Regions from separate parts of the Homo sapiens genome. Here region 1 is linked to region 2. A link is an interaction called in ENCODE POLR2A ChIA-PET data of the cell type or tissue named here. Cell type or tissue: PC-9. All regions are shown on one strand. Each heading gives the region's core, and the rest is flanking DNA. Links, peaks and the distances in the headings are about the cores only. Region 1 overlaps LOC107985436 (a long non-coding RNA gene). Region 2 has its middle 170 kb from the start of LINC01522.

What was found. Peaks named below come from ENCODE experiments on the same cell type or tissue, not always from the same donor. Only the 100,000 strongest peaks of a DNase experiment are listed, where the experiment ranks them.
Region 1: POLR2A ChIA-PET joins it to region 2 with 7 read pairs; 1 of 35 experiments calls an interaction of 5 or more read pairs at or near these places.

Annotation. Positions count from the first base shown.
Region 1 is chr20:48,017,864-48,022,247 of GRCh38, forward strand. It overlaps LOC107985436 (a long non-coding RNA gene), which reads left to right. Exons shown (of 4, transcript XR_007067623.1): 3 at 1,000-1,837; 4 at 2,353-3,200. It overlaps LOC107985437 (a long non-coding RNA gene), which reads right to left. Exons shown (of 3, transcript XR_001754652.3): 2 at 4,265-4,384. Among named protein-coding and RNA genes, the nearest start is that of LINC01522, 30 kb to the left of the region's middle. RefSeq lists enhancers at 1,959-2,459, 2,460-2,960. In PC-9, for the core only: no CTCF peak of the experiment used is centred there; DNase peaks (open chromatin) are centred at 1,274 and 1,838; H3K27ac peaks cover 916 bases.
Region 2 is chr20:48,161,231-48,165,614 of GRCh38, forward strand. No RefSeq gene overlaps it. Among named protein-coding and RNA genes, the nearest start is that of LINC01522, 170 kb to the left of the region's middle. In PC-9, for the core only: no CTCF peak of the experiment used is centred there; no DNase peak of the experiment used is centred there; H3K27ac peaks cover 425 bases.

The sequences.
Region 1 (4,384 bases), core at 141-4,140, 140 kb before region 2:
TATGGAGGGGACTGGGGCTAAGAAAGCACAGCCTTGTTCAAATGCAAATGGCAGTCTTGAAGGACCCTGTAAGAATGCCATCCTCTAACCATTCTCCCTCCTGCGGTTGAGGGTGCCACTGAGGATGGTGAGGAGCAAGGTGCTGTTTGAAGGAATTGCTCTGTTCCTGCCAGTTTCCTTCATAAATCCTGGGCTCAGCTCTGCCCAGGCAGCACCAGATCTGGGTCTTATGCTGTTCCACGGTCTGCCTGGGGCTCAGTCCCTGGGTCGGGACTGGCATATGGGAACCAGGATGCTGGTCCCTCTGTACCCATGGCCTCCTGTCCAGAAGGCCCTTGGGAGGGCAGCCTGGAGGGTCAGTCATTGGCGCCTCTCAGGCTTTCAGATCTGGCAATTTTTCAACAAAGCCACCAAAGACCCAGTGTCCCCTTCCCAGTTGGTGGTGCCACCAAATGCCCGGTTCCTCAAGCCAGTGAGCAGACAGCATCCTCAGGCCCTCCCTCATCTTCTAGCTGCCATGGAATCTATTAAATTGAAAATGCACCCCTGTCTGTCCACTCCTCTCCACACCCTGCTGCTGTCCCCAAGTCTGCACCTCTGTCCTCACCTGGGTCACTACAACAGCCCCCATGGGCCCTCCTGCTCCCACTCCTCTTCCCATGCCTGAAATCTACTCTCTGCGTGTATCCAGAGTGAGCTCCTGAAAATGACCATGTGGCCCTGAGCGGATGTTTCAGCGGCTCACACTGCACTGGGAACAGCAGACTCCACCTCCTCATCACCTCCCACAAGGCCCAGCAGAGTCCTGCTGGTTCCCCAGATCACTTCCCACCACCTCCCCTCACTCCCCCATCCCAGCCGCACTGGCCTCTGGCTCCTCCTCCCACGCCCCAGTCCTCCTGCCCCAGGGCCTGTGCACCTGCTGCTCCTGCGTTCTGGAATGCTCTTCCCACAGCCGCCCTCTGACCTGCACCCTCTTGCCCTTTGTTCTTCACCCAGGTGTCACCCACTCAGAGAACACCCCTGACCTTCCCAAGGAAGCCCTCTGCACTCCGACGCCATATACCCGTGATCTGCACAGGACTGTCACCATCTGGAATTGATTGCCTCTCTTCCCGTTTTGCTATTGTCATTTGCACCCACAGGAATGTCACCCACATGAGTGTGGAATTTCATCTGTCTGTTCGCTGCTGGATCCCTGCTCTAAGTAAGAAAAGGACCTGTGGCAGAGTGAGCTCTGGATGAGGATTTGCTGAGGAATTGAATGAGGGAAAGACTCAGAGAATGGAATGCTGAGAATTCTACAATAAATATTTGAATCCTAGAGTGTTGGAGTCAGGAGAAGCCCTCGGAAGCCATCTAGACAAACCCATTCATTTGCAAAGGGGTAAACTGAGGCTGAGGAGAAAAAAGTGACTTGCTCCACATCCCAAGGCCTGAGGGTCTTCTCCCTGCTCTGATGGGAGAGGGACCCCCTTTGTGCTGTTGTGGGTAAAATGGTGATGTGTGGCTGGAGGGTGAAGGGGCTTCTTCTGCCCTTTGACTCATTGCCTAGGAAAATAGGGACAAAAGGCGCAAATTTTTTCAAAATGCAAACAACTAAAGACAACGTCATTCAGTAGAGACAAAGTGGGTGTTTGGGTTGACAGAGAAACAGAAAAGCTTCCCTGAGGTTGAGGAGGGAAGAGGGGGCTTGAAGGTGGGTGAGCCCCAAATGTGACCTTCAACTCCTGGGAAGCTGTAGGCAAGGACATAGCCAAGGCAAAACCATCAAGAATGTAATTCACCAACAGAAACATTCACTGACCACCCTCGGGGCCTGAAGGTCTTTCCAAAGGTGAGTCAGAGTGGGTGCTTGGATGCTGATCTGGGGAAAAGGGGAAGCTGCCCTGAGCTGAAGAGTGTCCCTGCCAAATTCATGTCCACTGGAACCTCAGCGTGTGACTTAGCTGAAAACAGGGCCCTGCCATCTCATACTGTCCTCCTCGGTCACACTGGCTGGAGGCAAAGCCCTCTCCCCTGTTTCCGGAAATCTCCAACCCTGTGCACCTTTTATCAGTCTTCACTTGGGTGGATTTTTCTGTTCTCTAGAGCTCAACTCCAACCGCCCCTTTGCCAAAGGGCTTCCTTGAGAGCTGTTCTGGCAGCCGAGGCTCCTCCCTCTCCTGCTGGAGGTCCAGGGTCTGTGGGTGTACAGAGGGGCAGCCTGGCGAGGGCAGGGACTCTGGATCTTTTGTCCTCTGGTGTGTCCCCAGGACCTAGACCCGGCCTGACAGTAGGTGCTGCACTACTCCTGGTGAATTTATTGTTAGAAATTGACAGGTCCTTGCTATTCATGTCTGTTTCCTCCAGCCTTGCTGCTGAGCACATGATGAACTTCAAACAATAGCGAAGTCAGGAGCCAGGCGCTGATGACCCCCAGGAGGAAGCTTGCAGAGGATGATGGGACAGAGGGGGATGGGCAGGAGTCTAAGCAGGCGCTCAGGGAGGCCGCTTTCGTCAAGGATGCTGAAAGAATGGGGGTCTCATGGATTCTGGGAGAGATGGTCCAAGGCAGAGGGACAGCCAGTGTGGGCCTGGAAAGATGTGTGCCGCATGTCTGAGGGGCAGGGGCCAATGTGGCTGGAGGTAGATGGGAGAGGAGGACACTAGGGGCTGAGGTCAGAGGGGACACAACTGGATCTGTGCGAGACCTTGCATGCCACTGAAAGGGCGCTGGCTGTCACTGTCGTGACCAGAGCCTCTGGGCAGGTCTTCACAGAGGTCAGGCTGACTGCACTTGCGGATGGATTGAATAGCAGTAGTTAGAGGACAGCATGCATGGCTCAGGGAGGATTCCCAGGATTTGGGATGCACAGCTGGAAGAAGGGAGGAGCTCCTGAATGAGGAGTGGGAGGTCCGGGAAGGGCAGCCTTGGTGGGGAGAGACGCCGGGACCTGCAGAGAAACTCCCTGAAAAGAACAGGGCTGAGCCATCTTTACCCCAGGCTCAGGACCTTCCTTCGCTGTAACTGCCAGGACAATCCACTGTGCTGTCACTCAGAGAGCGAAACCAGCCTGACTTTGCACCTGTGTCTCCAAGGGATAAAGGTCAATGTCACAGCAGACTCCACTCTGATGCTGTCTTCAAGCCAAAACCTTAATATTCAATGAGAAATCTGCATTGATGAAATTTTCATTAAACAAACTTTATCCCTCTCACTCCTCTTGTTATTCGTGGCTTTAAGTATCAGGCTAATTTAGGCTTGATGCCCCAGTGATCTGCAGATTGGAGCATTATTAAACATTTAGATGAGCAATGATGAGCCTGAGCCTCCCTCTCCTCTCTCAGCTGGAGCACAGGGGGCTCTGCTAATGATCACAATGGATTTGGGGCAGACACAGCAATTAGAGAATTATCTATAGTTTGAGCAAGATTTGACCCCTCTGTCTTCAAGGGAAATTAGCTGCTTGACTTACAGAGCACACAATTTAATTGATAAAATGTATGAAAAGAAAATTCCAGCCTTAGAGCCAGTTTTACAACTAACAAGCTGTGCAAATGCCTGAGCAGACCCCTCTTTCTTTCTGTACCTCCTCTTGCCCCATCCGTAGAGTAAGGAGGGCTAGACCAGGGCAGAGGCTTCCACATGTGGGCTGTGGGCTGAAATCAGCCTGGAGAGGGGCTCTGTCTGGCAAACTGTTTCATTTGTTTGTTTAGTGAACACTTTCCTAGCACTCATGATTTTGGGTTCTGTGTGTTTCATGTATGTTAACTTGTCTCATTCTCCCAATACCCCTTGAGATAGGCACTCTTATTATTCCCATTTTAGAGATGGGAAAACTCTGACCAAGAGGGGTTCAATGCCTTACTGTGGGTCATCTGCTGGGCAGGAGTAAGGCAGGGTTTGGACCCAGATGGTCTGGTTCCACAGCCTATGCTATAAACTTCTGTGCCAAACTGTTTTTATTATTATTATTATTATTATTATTATTGGAGGCATAATGTTTAAAATGAAATTGTCAGAAATTTAAGTGTGTGTGTTCTTGACATCAAACAGCTTATATGTTACAATAACGGAGCTCTCCCAATACTCAGTCCGCCTTCCTATCTTGCCACAGGCAGCTATTACCAACGTGCCCTTAGGGTGGAACATTCTCCTCCTGGTCTACCTCAGTCCCTCCAGTCCTAGAGTCTCCCCATCACCACGGCCAAATATAGCTCATCTTTGATAACTGAATTTACCCTCTTGATCATGCTTGGATTGCTTCATTGTTTGACTTACCTGCTTGGTGCTGGTAGGCATTTAGGAGTTGTTTGAAGGCATCAGAAAGCAACCCAGGCTGCCAGGACTTGAGGGTCCACGATCCCATGGAAAAGCGAACTGCAACGAGGTAAGCCCTAC
Region 2 (4,384 bases), core at 267-4,266:
CACTGCACGCAGGAGACCTGGCCACACTGAAGTGGCCCCACTTTCCTGCCCCCTCACTCACTCCCAAACAAACCCCCACTCCCTCCAGAGAGAAGGCAGGTGGAGGAAGCAAGAGTCGAGAGCTGGGTCTGCACAGCTGAGTTCCCCTCGGGACCCTCCCAAGTGCCCCAGAGGGTCCTGGCTTGCTCAGCTCCACATGCCACCCACTAGCCACGCTGGGCAGCTTACCTTTCCAGCTACCCGGAACCCAGGGCTCCAAATCTCCGAGATGGCTTCTCAGCCAGAAAAGTCCTCCTGTTGACTTCTTCGTTCCCCTCGCTGTTCCAGGGAAGGTCAGGCTATGTGGATTTATTCTCCATTAAATGATACATGCTGATCTATGCACCCTCACTATAGCCAGAGCCGCTCCCACAGTGCAGAGCTGTCAGCGTGGCTGGGTGGTCAGGGCCACAGCCCCAGGCTGGGAAGACTCAGCCCATCTCTTGAGGTCCACCTGGGTCCCAGCCACAGCTGAATGGAGCTTCTGACTCCTGTGCCCTTGGAGGTGTGGAATGGGACTTAACCAGAGAGGCCTGATGCCGCCGACTCCCCACAGCAAGGACACCAGATGCCTTCCAGGAAGCCACAGGCCCTGCCACCTCCAACTCCATCCTCAGGTCCTCTGCAGATATCTGCCACAGAATTCAGCCCACGGAGACCAGGAACTCCAAGGGCAGTCGATCAGGCCTGACTGTGCCAGGGAGCCCAACCCCATCCACCCCCTGATGACAAAATCTTCAACTGCTCAAGATGCCTGCACCGAGGAGCAACATGGGGTCAGCATCCACTGGGAAACCATCACTCATGCTGGGGGCGGCCTGAGAGCAGAGCCCGGCCCATAGTAAATTCTCAGCAAATACTGCTTATTTTTAATATCCTCCCAAAAATGCAACCACCAACTGATGGTTTGCCAAACTTCAGTCATTTACACCTTAGCTTCCTGTTTTTTTGTTTTTTGTTTGTTTGTTTGTTTGTTTTTGAGACAGGGTCTCTCTGTCACCTAGGCTGGAGTACAGTGACTCGATCGTGGCTCACCGCAGCCTCAATCTCCCCAGGCTCAGACTCCTGAGTAGCTGGGACTACAGGCGTGAGCCACCATGGCTGGCTAATTTTTGTGTTTTTTTTGTAGAGACAGGGTATCATCATGTTGCCCAGGCTGGTCTCAAACTCTTGGGCTCAAGCGATCCGCCTGCCTCGGCCTCCCAAAGTCCTGGGATTACAGACATGAGCCACTGCACCCGGCCAGCTTCCTGGTTGTCATGATAGCAACACCTGTCTCTAGTTTTTCCTAGATTTTTCAAAATGGATACATATTCTACTTAAGCACAGCTATTTATTACAGAAATCACACGCTCTCTCTCTCTCTTCGTATTTTGACGTTTAAAACCAGTGCCATAAATAGAAGATAATAATAAAAGGAAATACAGTGTGAGTAGTATCACAGTGGCTTCCAGGCTCTGAGCCTGAGGCCTGCTCCATCCGCAGAAGGATGAGCAAGCGATAGCGAAGCATTCAAGGCAGGCTTTCGATGGGCGGAGACTCTGGCCAGGGGAAAACAGAGGGATCAAAAGAGATTTGCACCTGCGAGTCCATGTCATTGCGTGTGACACGTCAGCCTGCTACCAAAACACCTTGCGTTTGTCTGAAAGCCCCCCCACCTTTCTGTGTGGCTCACACGTCCTGCACTGTGGGAAATACGGAGTCCACCAAGCAGCCAGGCACCATGGCTGGAAGATCAGATCTGTGCCAGGTCAGCCCATGCGCTCCCATCTGGCTCAAGTCAGTTTCTTTACCTGTGAAATGGGAGGAGATATTAGACTGATTTCCCTAAGGTCCCTGCAGCTCTGATCTGCTGAGAAGTCTAACACAACACATCCCTGTGATTTTCCAGGATGTTTAAGAACATCAGGAGACCATCAGTTAAGACAATCTGGGGTCATCACCCAGTCAGCCCTGGTTGCTTTATTGAGCACCACCTGTGTCCGGAGCACGGCATAGCATAAATGAGGTAGGTTAGATGATGTGGTCACAGTCTCCCTTAAAGGAGACTTAAAGGAGACCTTAAAGTCTCCCTCGAAGGAGAGCGAACTTGCTAAATATATGGAGAGAACGCACTGCCCAATTGTGCACAAACTACATCCTGGGCTTGTGGTTAGAATATCCTGCAGCCAGGAGGTAGAGGAGCAGAAAGGAAAATCCCCAAATTCATGCAAGTGCAGAAACTTGTGATTAATGTCCTTGGGTTGACCTGTGCTTATTATAACAGTAAAAAACACCTCAGTGGAGATTTACAATGCTAATGAGACATGTATGTACAACCATGCACAGCCGCAGCCTATGCACTGCCAGAAAACCACCCAGAACATGCTCAGCAGCAGAGCCCCTTCCTGGCCCTTCATGAATTCTCATGGAAGACCCCCAAATCTGCAGCGTCCGTCGGTGCAGCCTCACCCTTGCTCAGCCTGCTCTGATCAGCTGGCAGAGCACACTTCCGTTTTGCAATCCACTCCCTTGCTTGCTTTTACTTTGGACTTGCTCTCAAATTCTTTTGTGTGGCGGAGTCAAGAACCTGAACCTGCCCACAGGCAACATAAAGAGACAAAAGGCAGGTCCTCCCTCCCGTGAAGGAGGCAGCTGGCAACAGGAGGCACTTTCTGGGATATCAACAAGGCCTCTGTGTCACAGGGATGCCCACTCCTGCCCACCCATGCCGGGAGGACCCTATGATGGCTGAACTCTCACTGAAGGCGGGGGCTTGATGGCCAACACCCCAGCAAACAAGCTTCATTTGTTTAACACGTTCAGTATCTGTCTTTCCACTTGCTGCCACCCCAGCTCCCCTACACAAGCACACACACGTGCACACACACACGCACACTCACACACTCACACCCACCCACTCTCTCACGCACACACACGCACTCACACCCATTCACTCACTCACAGGCACACACCCTCACACACCCTCACACGCACACTCACACTCTCACACCCACCTGCCCACTCTTTCACACACACTATCATACACACTCACACTCACACCCACTCATACACTCACAGACACACACACTCTCACACACACATGCTCTCACACACACACACACAAGCTCCACGAGGGCAGGGCTTTGCTCATTGTAGTAATTATGGCATCCCCATTGCTTGACCAATAACCACTGGACTCATTCATCCCACAAATAGTTATTGCACACCTGCCGTGTGCCAGGGGCCAGGCGTATAGAGTTGAAAGAGGCAAGTACAGCCCTTCTTCACGTGAAGTCTGCATTGTGGTTATGGGGTCAGTTAAGCCAAGAAGCCAATAAACACATAATTCCAGGCAATTATAGATGCTGTGGAAAAAAGAATGCAGGGCAGGAGATGGAGCGAGAGAGTGGGGCTGCTGTTGACAGTGGTCAGGGATGGTTTCTCGGAGGAGGTGCCTGTGAGTAGAGCCCTGCGTGTGATGACAGCCAGCTCGGAAGGGCAAATCATTCCAGCCCGGCCCGGCATTCCACAGCCTCCTCCCAGCCCTCATGTGTCTCCCCGGTCCTCATCACCACCTGGTATTCCCTGTACATTTCTTTCTTGTCAGTCTCCCTGAGTGTAATTTAAATTCCATAAGGGAAGGGATAATGCTCACCGTGCATACTTGGAGCCTAGAACAGTGCCTGACACGTAGTAGGGTCTCCACGCATGTTTGTTGAATGAAAGACTATCACATTGCCTTGTGATTGTTTACATTACAATACGATTAAAACATTAGTTTGTGACTCATCTCTTTTTCTTCTTTCTGATAGCCCCTGTGGACTTCTCAGCCGAAAAAGAATGGCAAGGTGACCTTCTGTCCTTTGGGAAGCAAACCAGGCCTGGGGGCTCTGAGTTCTGAGCCCCTTTCTGTCCAGGTTTCAAGGCTGACACCTCGTGACCATCAAGTAATGATGGTAGCCGGGTGCCATGGGAGGGAATGAAGGCTGGCTGGGGGTTACAGAGAGGAAGGAGTTACAGAGAGGAAGGAGTGGGTCCTGCAGGTTGGTTCCTGAAGATGGGCAGGAAGGGTGGGGTTTGGGGACTCGAGGCGCATGGGAGGAAGGGCCTTTGGGGGGATGGCTCTGGGTGGGTTTGCGGGAAGCCAGACTGAGTACACAGAGGGAGGAATGTTTCTGCCGCCCAGCGCCGCAGCAGAACTTGGCCTTGACAGTTGCCTGGAGGGTGGGAGGAAGAGTTGGAAGGGTTCTGATAGCAGCAACTGTTATCGTTCCCACCGTTATTAGGCTGGCTGGTGCGTATCGAGGGCTTACTATGCCAGCAGTGTTCTCAGCGGTTCCCACATATTGAGAGATTCAATCAT